Linked DNA regions of Mus musculus: region 2 is linked to region 1. A link is a loop called in an ENCODE intact Hi-C map of the cell type or tissue named here. Cell type or tissue: heart. All regions are shown on one strand.

Region 1 (5,000 bases):
GCACCAGTTCCACGTCCAGTTCCAACTGGCCCATGTAGAGACCTACTGCACAAGCCCAGAGCAGACTGGCAGCCAACACTGCCCCCACACCAGCGGCAGCACCAGCAAGCGACAGTTGCATGGGTCCCCGCAGCGCTGCCAGACCCACCGCATAGGAGGCTCCGCCCCACACCACGCACAGGCCACCCAGCAGGAAGAAGCCTGTGGAAGAAGGAGCAGTAGTCAATAGTTACAGGGTCCAGCGTATCCCAAGGGGCTGACAGGGTGACGGGTGGGGAGGATGAGTCAGTACGAGCACAGGGCGGGACAAGGCTTCTAACGTCAGCTAGTGAGAGGCTGGAGCAGTGCTAGCTAACGGAAGGCTTACTCGGGCTACTGCGACTGCCTCAAAATAACACGGGAAGGGGTGGGGTGGGGGGGGCAGTCCTGGAGAGATGGCTTCAAGGTTAAGAGTACTTGTTGCTCTTTCAGATGGCCTGAGTTCAGTTCCCAGAACCCACATGGTGGCTCACAACCATCTGTACCTCCAGTCCGAGGGGTTCTTGTGCTCTCTTCTGGCTTCATGGGTACCAGGCATGCACATGGTCTCCATATACACATATACACATAAAATAAAAATAAATCTCAAAAAAACAAAAAGGCTGGTGATGTAGTTCAGTGGTCGAGCCCCTGCCTAGAATCCCCCAGTGAGGGACTGGGGGCGTGGCTCAAAGGTAGAGCACTTGGCTAAAAAATTCCAGTGGAAGGATGGCGATGTGTAGCTCAGTGACACAGCACTTAACTAGTAGGCTGCTTTCCTTCCCGTTATAGCAATACATAAACAAACAAACAAACAAATAAAGGCAGACAAGGACTCAAATACATGAGACTTTGTAAAAGGAAGTATGTGAGACTTGGAGGAGAAATTCAATATCCAAAGGGGCTGGTCTGGGGTATAAACAAAGGTGTCCACATAAGTCAAGGCTACTTGGAAACTGTCTGGTGGACTCCTCACAATGCCGATGAAGGAGGTGTAAGAGGAGATGTAACTAGTGAGGCAAGAGAAAATGGAGGGAGTGCTCTCCTTTTCCAACTGTTAGGGTAGGAGGACTCAGAACTGGAGGAAAAGGGGGAGGGGCCCATTTCCCATAGGGATGGTCTGTACTCACCATAGGCAGCTTCCCGGCCCATGTCACTCTGCATGAAGGAGATGACCCCAATGCCGGATGACAGAAGTCCATTTCGGAACCAGGAGAGAAAAGCTGCGGGGAGTTGGGGGATGGAGCTCTGCATCAGCAAGCCCTGCTTCCTAGATCCCCTCTCACCCTATTCAGCCACAAGACAAAAGTATTCTAGATGCGGATCCCTTCCGGGAAGCCCCATGCAAGTCCCATTCCTTTACCCTTCTGTCCCAGACGTTCAAAATCTAGAGCACGAATTGAAGTTTGAGGATAGAAAGTCTTCCCAAGTCTTCCCTTGTGCATCCTGCGGTCTTCCCTCTCTCCCTCAGACCTCTGGGACAAACTTCTCCAGCCTGTCCCTTCCCCTGTGTGGTAACCGCTCCTACCTAGCATGGCCTCATCCTTGCGTCCACACCTCCCCACCACTCAAGTACCTGAGTGCTGCCAAAAGGCTGTTCCCACTACTAGCCCCATTCAACACCAGACCAGCTCCAATCTCTCAACTCATTGCCTCGTTTGAGATTCCTCCCTCTGCAGTCTAGATCACCTCTCCCTCCAATCAGCAGCCACCTTCTCTACCATTGGTTACACGCTGGTCCAATCCGGAACTTCCCCATCTTCTGCGGGTAGCCACACTCTTGTTTTATTCCAAGTGGTCCCCTCTGTCTGTAATCCTAACGGATACCCCTGTCTCAAGCAACTTGTTCCCTCCCAGCTGCCTCTGGAACGGTCTCTCACCTAGGCAGTGTGGTGCTGCCAACTACTTCTTCCTAACCGTAGCCTCCTCCCCACCCCCACTAATCCCTGCTGTACCCCTTTAGCCAGGACCCGAAAGATGGTGTCCTATGCGGCCAGGCTGCAAAATCTCCAACCCCCAACACCGGTTCCCTGCGCTCACATGAGGAAGCTGCCCCCGCTGAGCACAGGCCCTGTTCCCAGCAGATGCTTGCCTTACTCTGGCCACCCACTCCCACGTGCACATTGAAACCCCTCTCCTTGTAGCGCGAACGACCCCGGCCCCTGCCACTGACCTGTCTCATGTGCCTTGCGGAGGAGCCAAGCGTCCGCGCGATCCAGCTCGGACACTGGAGGCGGCGACGCTCCCGCGCGTGGCCCGTGGCCCGGGGCGAAGGACCCGCGCGCGCCCCCGCTGCGGGGCCGCTGAGGAGGCTGCAGAGACCCCCGGAAGCGCAGGCGGGCCAGGCGCGCGACCCGAGCCCACCACCAGCCGCCTCCCATGGCTCGCAATGGGGCCGCGACACCAGCTCCGCCCCACGGGCCTACTGTAGGCTGGAGGTCACATCACTCATGAGGAGCGACACAACCATTGGTGATCTGCCCGCAACTCTATCCCGGAACGCAATACCTATTGGTGTATCTGGCTGTGTCTCCACTTCAGTTATATGTGCCGGTAGTGTGTGACCCACCTTATTTTTATCATCAGACTACAAATCCCAGAGATCAATGTACGGCAGGCAGTTCGACCTGCAGAAGGGTGCGGCGGAATATCTGCTGGGACTTGTAGTTTCAAAAAAGTTAATGCTCTCAACAGCCAGGAAACAAAACTTGTACTAGTTGCTTAGACTAGTTGCAAAACTGTGGTGAACTCACGGAAACAACTACCAGTTACCTCACTAAAGAGGACACATAACTATTTTGTTGTATTCCTCTTCAGTTTTTCTTCTATGCAGATTTTAATAAGATGTCATTTCTGGAAATTCATTCCTGTCTTTACTTAGATTCTTTCCAAAACGTTATTACCGGTACTGGGACTCAAACTTAGTGAGAGTGGCCGAGAGAGTATTTAACAGAAGAGAGACTGCAGAGGAGAAGCAGAGGAGGGGACAGAAGCAACAGACTCAAGACCTGGCAAAGATCTTGATAGCAGCCACAGCCAAACCACGGGACACATAAGAAATGCCTAAAACAGATAGTCTCAGGAGAAGGAGATAAGAGGGAGGGGGCTAAAGATCAAAGGTGCCCCTCCCAAGCCCAGGGCAGCCCTAAAGGTGAAAGGGAACCCAACAACTTGTTTGTAGATAATAAAGTTGAACTTTCTGCCTTGCTAAAACCTGAAGGTAAAGTCTCCTCATCAGTTTATAAGTGACTTTCAGTGGCAACAGAAACAAAAGAAACAACCAAGACCTCTTAGGGGCCCTGAAAAGTTCGGACTATTGTGCCTCCTCTAAGAAGGCTTTACTTTGCTAACTACAGGTGACCTCCCTAGAGCCAGGGGACTCAGGGCCTTGGCATCAGACAATGGCCAATCTGTCACCAATTGCCAGAAGCCGACCCCCACCTTGTGTATACACCAGTGCAGCAATGGCCTCCTGGTTAAAGATGACGCCAGGGTGACTCATTACCAGCCTCTCTTCTTGAATGCCCCAGGATGACTTTTCAGCTGCCCTGCTGCCTGACCCTGACCTTGATCGGTGGGCCTCTGCATGACTGCTCAGATCATATGTGCAGAGCCACTCCGGACAGGAGTATCAACCCACAAAGCTGAACTGGTGGCAGCTCTGACCAAGGCGTTACAGCTGAGAAAAGACAAGAGACACAGATAGCCAGTGTGCCTTTGCTACTGCTGATATCTATGGGACTATTTATATAGAGAGAGGCCTTCTGGCGGCAGAAGGACAGACTAAACTCCGTCCCAGAGGGCAGTGAGACAGCCCAGTGAGTGACCCTAAAAATTGGGCTCCTCATGTCCTTGATTGCCCTAGACCCAGGAAACCTCATACTCTCTGATCAGACAGAAGATGTGATCTGAGCCAAAACCCTGTCCATGTCTCAGTGTCCTAAGAGATGATGGAGGACAGCTAGCTGATCACAAACTAATTGTACCAGAGAAAATGGGTATACGCATACTGAAAAAGATTCAATGTTCTTCACACATAGGATGCCAGAGAATGCAGGACTTAGTCTACCAGTCCCTCATCATAATTAAAGATGCCAGTCTGAAAACAGCTGAAATTGTTAAAAACTGTAAGGGCTGTCGATTGGCTAATATGGTTGCCAATGAGAAGAACCCTGGTATTCAGTACTGCAGCACCAAGCCAGGAGTCTATGAGGAAACGGACTTCATAGAGGTAAAACCAGGACAATTTGGATATAAACACACACACACACACACACACACACACACACACACACACACACACTCACACACACACACTCATATATACACACTCACACACACATACACTCACACACACATATACACACTCACACACACACTCACACATACACACACACACTCACACACATTCACACACACATACACACACTCACACACACATACATACACACATACACACACACGCACACACTTATTTGTATTTTGGTTTTTCAAGACAGGGTTTCTCTGTGTAGCCCTGGCTGTCCTGGAACTCACTCTGGAGACTAGGCTGGCCTCAAACTCAGAAATCCACCTGGGATTAAAGGCATGCACTACCACTGCCAGCCCTTTTTTTAAATCATAAACAAGACTATGCCTGTGTTAGGTTGTTCTGACAAGAATGCCTTCCTTACCCATCTGTCTTAGGTTGGTAAGGCTCTGTGCATAATCTTACCCAGCTTTGACTGCCAGCCTGTTAAACTAATGGCTCTGTCTGGGGTCCATTTTCAGTTTCAAGCCTTGTATTTTGGCTGCCAACATGCTGATGTTGTTAAAGGCGAGTTTTATCAAAATGAGAAGGAATAAAAGCATTTCCAGGACAAGAAGGGCTAACATGATCAAGTTACTATATATGCCATTCTTGAAGCTTGAACAAGATGGAAACACTGACCTTAAACCATGAATAACTTTACAGCAATAACCACAGCATCAAAACTTCTTTA
Region 2 (5,000 bases), 55 kb after region 1:
GCCGCCTGCTTTCTCCGCAGCCTGGCCCTGAGGTCACTCGCTCACGGGCACGGGACCCTCATCGGGACGAGAGGTCCCCTTCCGCCACACACGCACGCACACACACACGCGGCCCCCCAAGGCCTGAGACCCGGGGGACACGGACACTGGTGGGTGGTTGGGTGTAATTAGCGCGGGCCCGCGCGCGACGGAGCAAGCGAAGGGAAAGGGGGGGAGAGGAGAGCGAGCAGGGGGGATGGTTAAAAAAAAATCGGGGAGAAGAGGGATCGGGCTATGGAGATGGGCCGACTGTCTGCCCGCCCTAGATGCCCCAGCTGCCGGGCCCCCGCCGCGGTCAGGAATTCACACAAAATGGCGGCACAGCCGGGACAAGCACGGAGGCTGAAGCCGGAGGAAGGGCGTGGAGGGAGGGGGTAGCGGAGAGGCCGGAGGAGCGTCACGTGGAGAAGGGCAGAGCCAGCCCGCCCGAAAGTCGGCGAAAAGAGCCGAAGCGGAAGGGCGAGGCGGAGGAGAGGGCACGGAAAGAGCCGAACACAGCTGAGATTAACGAGACTCTGAAAAAAGCCGGAAAGAGCCGAGGGAAGATCTAGGTCACTGCAGCAACGCGGAGCGGATCAGAGACCCACCTAAAGGACCAAGGGTGGTCGTGGGGGCGGGGCTAGGGAAGGCCGGGAGAGCCGGAAATAGCCGAAGCGCTTCGGGATGGGAGAAGCCCCCCCCTGGGGGGGGGCGAGGCGAGAGTCCGGAAAGAGCCGAAGTCAGGGAAGGGATCCCGGGAGGAGGCGGAAGTAGCCGAAATACATTGAGCGGAGCGAATAGGAATTAGCGAATAAGCTGAACGGGTGGGGCTAGAAAGGCGATTAATTAACTCAAGGGTAAATGACTTTCAGGAACTCGCCCCCAAAGCAAGCGAGAAGAGCCGAAAATTGCTAGTTTGAAGGAAGGCGGGAAGAGCCCAAAGTTTTAGGTGGGAGAATAATGGGAGGGGAAAAAATTTAACCGAAAGCCGGAGACCGGTCCCAGGAGTCGGTCGTTCCCGAAGAGGGGCTGGAGAAGAGGCGGCCCGGAGATGACGTCACTACATAACTCAGCCAGTGGCGTCATCCTTGGAGGCGAGAAGGGTGGTGCCAACTGTGAGGGCGAAGTGGAGATCTTGACCGGGTTCTTAAACCGCTAACAAAAGTATTTTGAAGTTTCACCTCCTACCCAAGTTGATATTCCTAGTTTGTAGATGGAGACTGAACGCGAAGGCTGGAAGCTTAACTGGCTTAAGACCGAGTGTTTGGAGTCAGGATATGCGGAAAAGTTGAAGTTAGCAGTGCTAGCCTCTAAGCATACACAAAACCCATAGCTTCATCCGCAGCACCTTATAGAATCAGTTGCGGTGGCCCCAGAAGCACTTAGTGTGAAGGCAGAAAAGTGAGAAACTCAAGATCCGCCTGACCCGCATGGTGGAAGAACCGACTCCCCAATGATAGCACATCCTCTAACCTCATGCAAGAATAAAGGGAAAGACGGGATCACGGGACAAGGCAGGGACAAGGAAGAAGAGAGTCGGAGCCCAGTGACAAGAGGAAAAAACAAAACATTTTTCTCCTGAAATGCAGGGGTGGGGTGTCATGAAATACAATGCAGCAAGGGTGGGCCCATGCAAAGGTATGCCCCTTAGATGTTACAGCTCGTCATCTGGTATAAAGAAATTTATTGGGGGGGGAAGGGACAGGAGTGAGGGTCTGGAGAAGGGGTAAAGGCAGACAGACTGGAGCAGAGCCATAAGAACAAAGGACAGTCAGAAAGGGGCACCAGGAACAGAAATGGGAAGAGAGAGATTTCAGAAAACACACACGGGAGGTGTGTGTGGGGGAGACAGGGAATTGGGTTTAGGGAGTCCTTTTGTCAGGAACACACACCTGCCAAACCTGGCAGCAGGAGGTGAAGACTAAAACCATCACTGGGTACCTGGATGCAGGTCAGCTGGATGTTCTGTATGCTAACATGGGGGCCTGGACACAAAACTCTTCTGAGAAACTTGTGAGCCACTTATCTCAGACTGGTTGCTAGAGCCTCCTGTCAGGATGCTATTCTTTTTTTTTTTTTTTTTTTTTTTTATTATAGTAAGTACACTGTAGCTATCCTCAGACAAACCAGGAGAGGGAGTCAGATCTTGTTATGGATGGTTGTGAGCCACCATGTGGTTGCTGGGATTTGAACTCTGGACCTTCGGAAGAGCAGTCAGGTGCTCTTACCCACTGAGCCATCTCACCAGCCCCAGGATGCAATTCTTAATCTAATTTCTTTTGGGCAACCCAAAGCCTTGTATTTGCTACACAAATTCTGAGACACATCCTCAGCCTCAGTTCCTAATTAATAGGGCTAGACTGAGCTAAATAGCTCTTGTCAAGAAAGAAGGGTGCGGCCGGGTGGTGGTGGGGCACACCTTTAATCCCAGCACTTGGGAGGCAGAGGCAGGCAGATTTCTGAGTTCGGGGCCAGCCTGGTCTACAAAGTGAGTTCCAGGACAGCCAGGGCTATACAGAGAAACCCTGTCTCAAAAAACCAAAAAAAAAAAAAAAAAAAGAAAGAAAGAAATAAGGGTGCGGGCTGGCAAGATGGCTCAGCGGGTAAGAGCACTGACTGCTCTTCCAATGAGTTCAAATCCCAGCAACCACATGGTGGCTCACAACCATCTGTAATGGGATCCAATGCCCTCTTCTGGTGTGTCTGAGTACTCATATAAATACATCGAAAGAAAGGAAGGACGGAAGGAAGGAAGGAAGGAAGGAAGGAAGAAAGAAAGAAAGAAAGAAAGAAAGAGAGAAAGAAAGGTAGGTGGTGGCACATGCCTTTAATCCTAGCACACCACAGGCAAAGGCTGGTGGATCTCTGTGTGGTTGAGGTTGAGGCCGGCCTGCTCTATAGAGAAAGTTCCAAGACAGCCAGAGCTGTTACACAGAGACCTGAGATCAGCCAGGGTCAGCTGGGTTCCACGTGGTAAAAGGAAGTGGTCATTGGTCTAGCTGGGCTAGATCGATAGATCTTTATCCCAGCAAGGTCATTTTTACTACTCAATGTGTTTTTGCCCAGGGCTAAATAGCAAGACTTTGTCTGAAACAAACAAGCAAAATTTTCCGTGGAAGCACTGTTTGAAACATCCCAGCTCAGCATGGTGGTATTCACCTTTATTTAGCCCAGTACTCAAGAGCAGAGGCAGCTAGATCTCTATGAGTTTGAGACCAGACTGGTTTACAGTTGCAAGACAGCCAGGGCCTTGTAGAGATCCATCACACCCTCCCTAGCAAAACGTTTTCCTAGGACATTACAGGTGACATGCTGGGCAGGTACTTCTGAGTCACATCCTCAGTACTTCAACTTGTTGGCTTTTTAAAGACAAGTGTCAAGTGGTGGGGGCACATGACTTTAGTCCCACCACTCACAAGGCACAGGCAGGCGGTCTCTGTGAGTTCAAGGCCAGCCTGGTCTGCAGAATGAGTTACAAGACAGCCGTCTACAGAGAAACCCTGTTTTCTGCAGGGAGGAGGGAACTGGGGGGGGGGACAGTATCATTTAGCATTTTGCCTTAAACTTTCTATAGAGCTAAGAATAACCCTGAACTCCTGACCCCCCCCCCATCTCCAATTTCTATGTGCTGGCAACAGAGATGTATCACCATACCTGACCTTTGCCATTTATTATTGGAGAAAAACAACAACAACAACAACAAAATGCCAGTAGACCTCCTCCCTGGATCTCCTTTTGCCTTGCTTTGTCCCTTGTATTCCCTCTTCTCTTCCCAAATTGGACTTTGCTATGCTACTGGAATAACCTGGAACTCCTAGGCTATTCTCTCTGATCTTCTAACTGAAGGTAAGACTGGAGGTGCCTATCACCATCCTCAATGCTCTCCCTATCTGGATATTTGACTGCCTCATGTAGACCAGGCTAGCCTTCGACTTCCTATATAGTGGAGGATGGCCTTGAACTTCTGAGCCTCCTGCCTCCACTTCTGGGGTACTGCGATTACAGTCAGACATCATCCCACCTAGGGCATCAAACCCAGAATTTCCTGTGTACCAAGCAAACTCTCTAACCAATCGAACTCTACCCCTGGGCTAACAAGGGTTTTCCTTTCTGGCTCTAAGGAGGGTTTTATTACATAACAGAAAGGATTCTACCAAGAAGATACCCTATTCCCTTTGAGTGAAGAAGGACCTGGTACTAGCCCCTGGAGCCATCTGGAAGAGAAAGGAACTCATCAGAACCTAGCAGTGCGGGTGCACACCTTTAATTCAGCACTGGGGAGGCAGAGACAGCTGCATCTCTGAGTTAGAGGCCAACCTGGTCAACAGAGCAAGTTTTAGGAGAGACAGTGTCTTGAAAAAAAGAGGAAAGAAAGCAATCAGGGAAAAAAGGCATTACACTAACTTGTCCCTGCTTCATGCAAACCAATTTCTCTTTCCCTCTCATTTTATAATTCAACCCAGCTTTTAGCAAAAAGGTACCAGGGAATAAAATCTAAACGGACAGATTCATCCTCTTCTGGGGGATGATGTCGCCCCCTTGAGGACCTTTGTGAAATTACTGACAAAAATTAACCAGTAGTTTTCAGTAATCAACTTTCTCCAGGGACCAGTATACCCTCCCTTAGGATCCTTTGTTTTGTTTTGCTTTGCTTTTTTGGTTTTTTTTTTCTTAAATTATTTTTTTTTTACTGTTAGTTACAGTGATGAGGGGTTTATTTCCAGGAACCAGACATTCATCATAAGTGATTACCTCATTAACAGGTAATGAAAGTCAGGCCTGGGGCAAAAGGTGAAAGTTCCAGAAACATTAAAGCAGCGCAATCAGGAGTTCAAAATCATCCTGCGGTGCACACGGCAACGTAGAGTTCAGCTGGACCGCATGAGAGCTCATCACAGAAAAGAAAGAAAGAGCGGAAGAGGTGGCTCAGCAGTCAAGAGCACTGACTGCTCTTCCAGAGGTCCTGAGTTCAACTCCAAGCA

Evidence for each region. Peaks named below come from ENCODE experiments on the same cell type or tissue, not always from the same donor. Only the 100,000 strongest peaks of a DNase experiment are listed, where the experiment ranks them.
Region 2: a loop joins it to region 1, with 3 times the contacts of the local background. A loop is called at or near these places in 18 of 42 quality-filtered maps.

What each region holds. Positions count from the first base shown.
Region 1 is chr7:16,450,362-16,455,361 of GRCm38, reverse strand. It overlaps Tmem160 (transmembrane protein 160), which reads right to left and starts at 2,583. Exons shown (of 3, transcript NM_026938.1): 1 at 2,192-2,583; 2 at 1,149-1,241; 3 at 1-201. The coding sequence starts at 2,399. In heart, no CTCF peak of the experiment used is centred here; DNase peaks (open chromatin) are centred at 1,781 and 2,471; H3K4me3 peaks cover 1,721 bases; H3K27ac peaks cover 1,513 bases.
Region 2 is chr7:16,395,669-16,400,668 of GRCm38, reverse strand. It overlaps a transcript of Zc3h4 not described here. Among named protein-coding and RNA genes, the nearest start is that of Zc3h4, 3.0 kb to the left of the region's middle. In heart, CTCF peaks have their summits at 2,143 (motif pointing right) and 4,555 (motif pointing left); DNase peaks (open chromatin) are centred at 648, 1,068, 1,358 and 1,858; H3K4me3 peaks cover 2,004 bases; H3K27ac peaks cover 2,052 bases.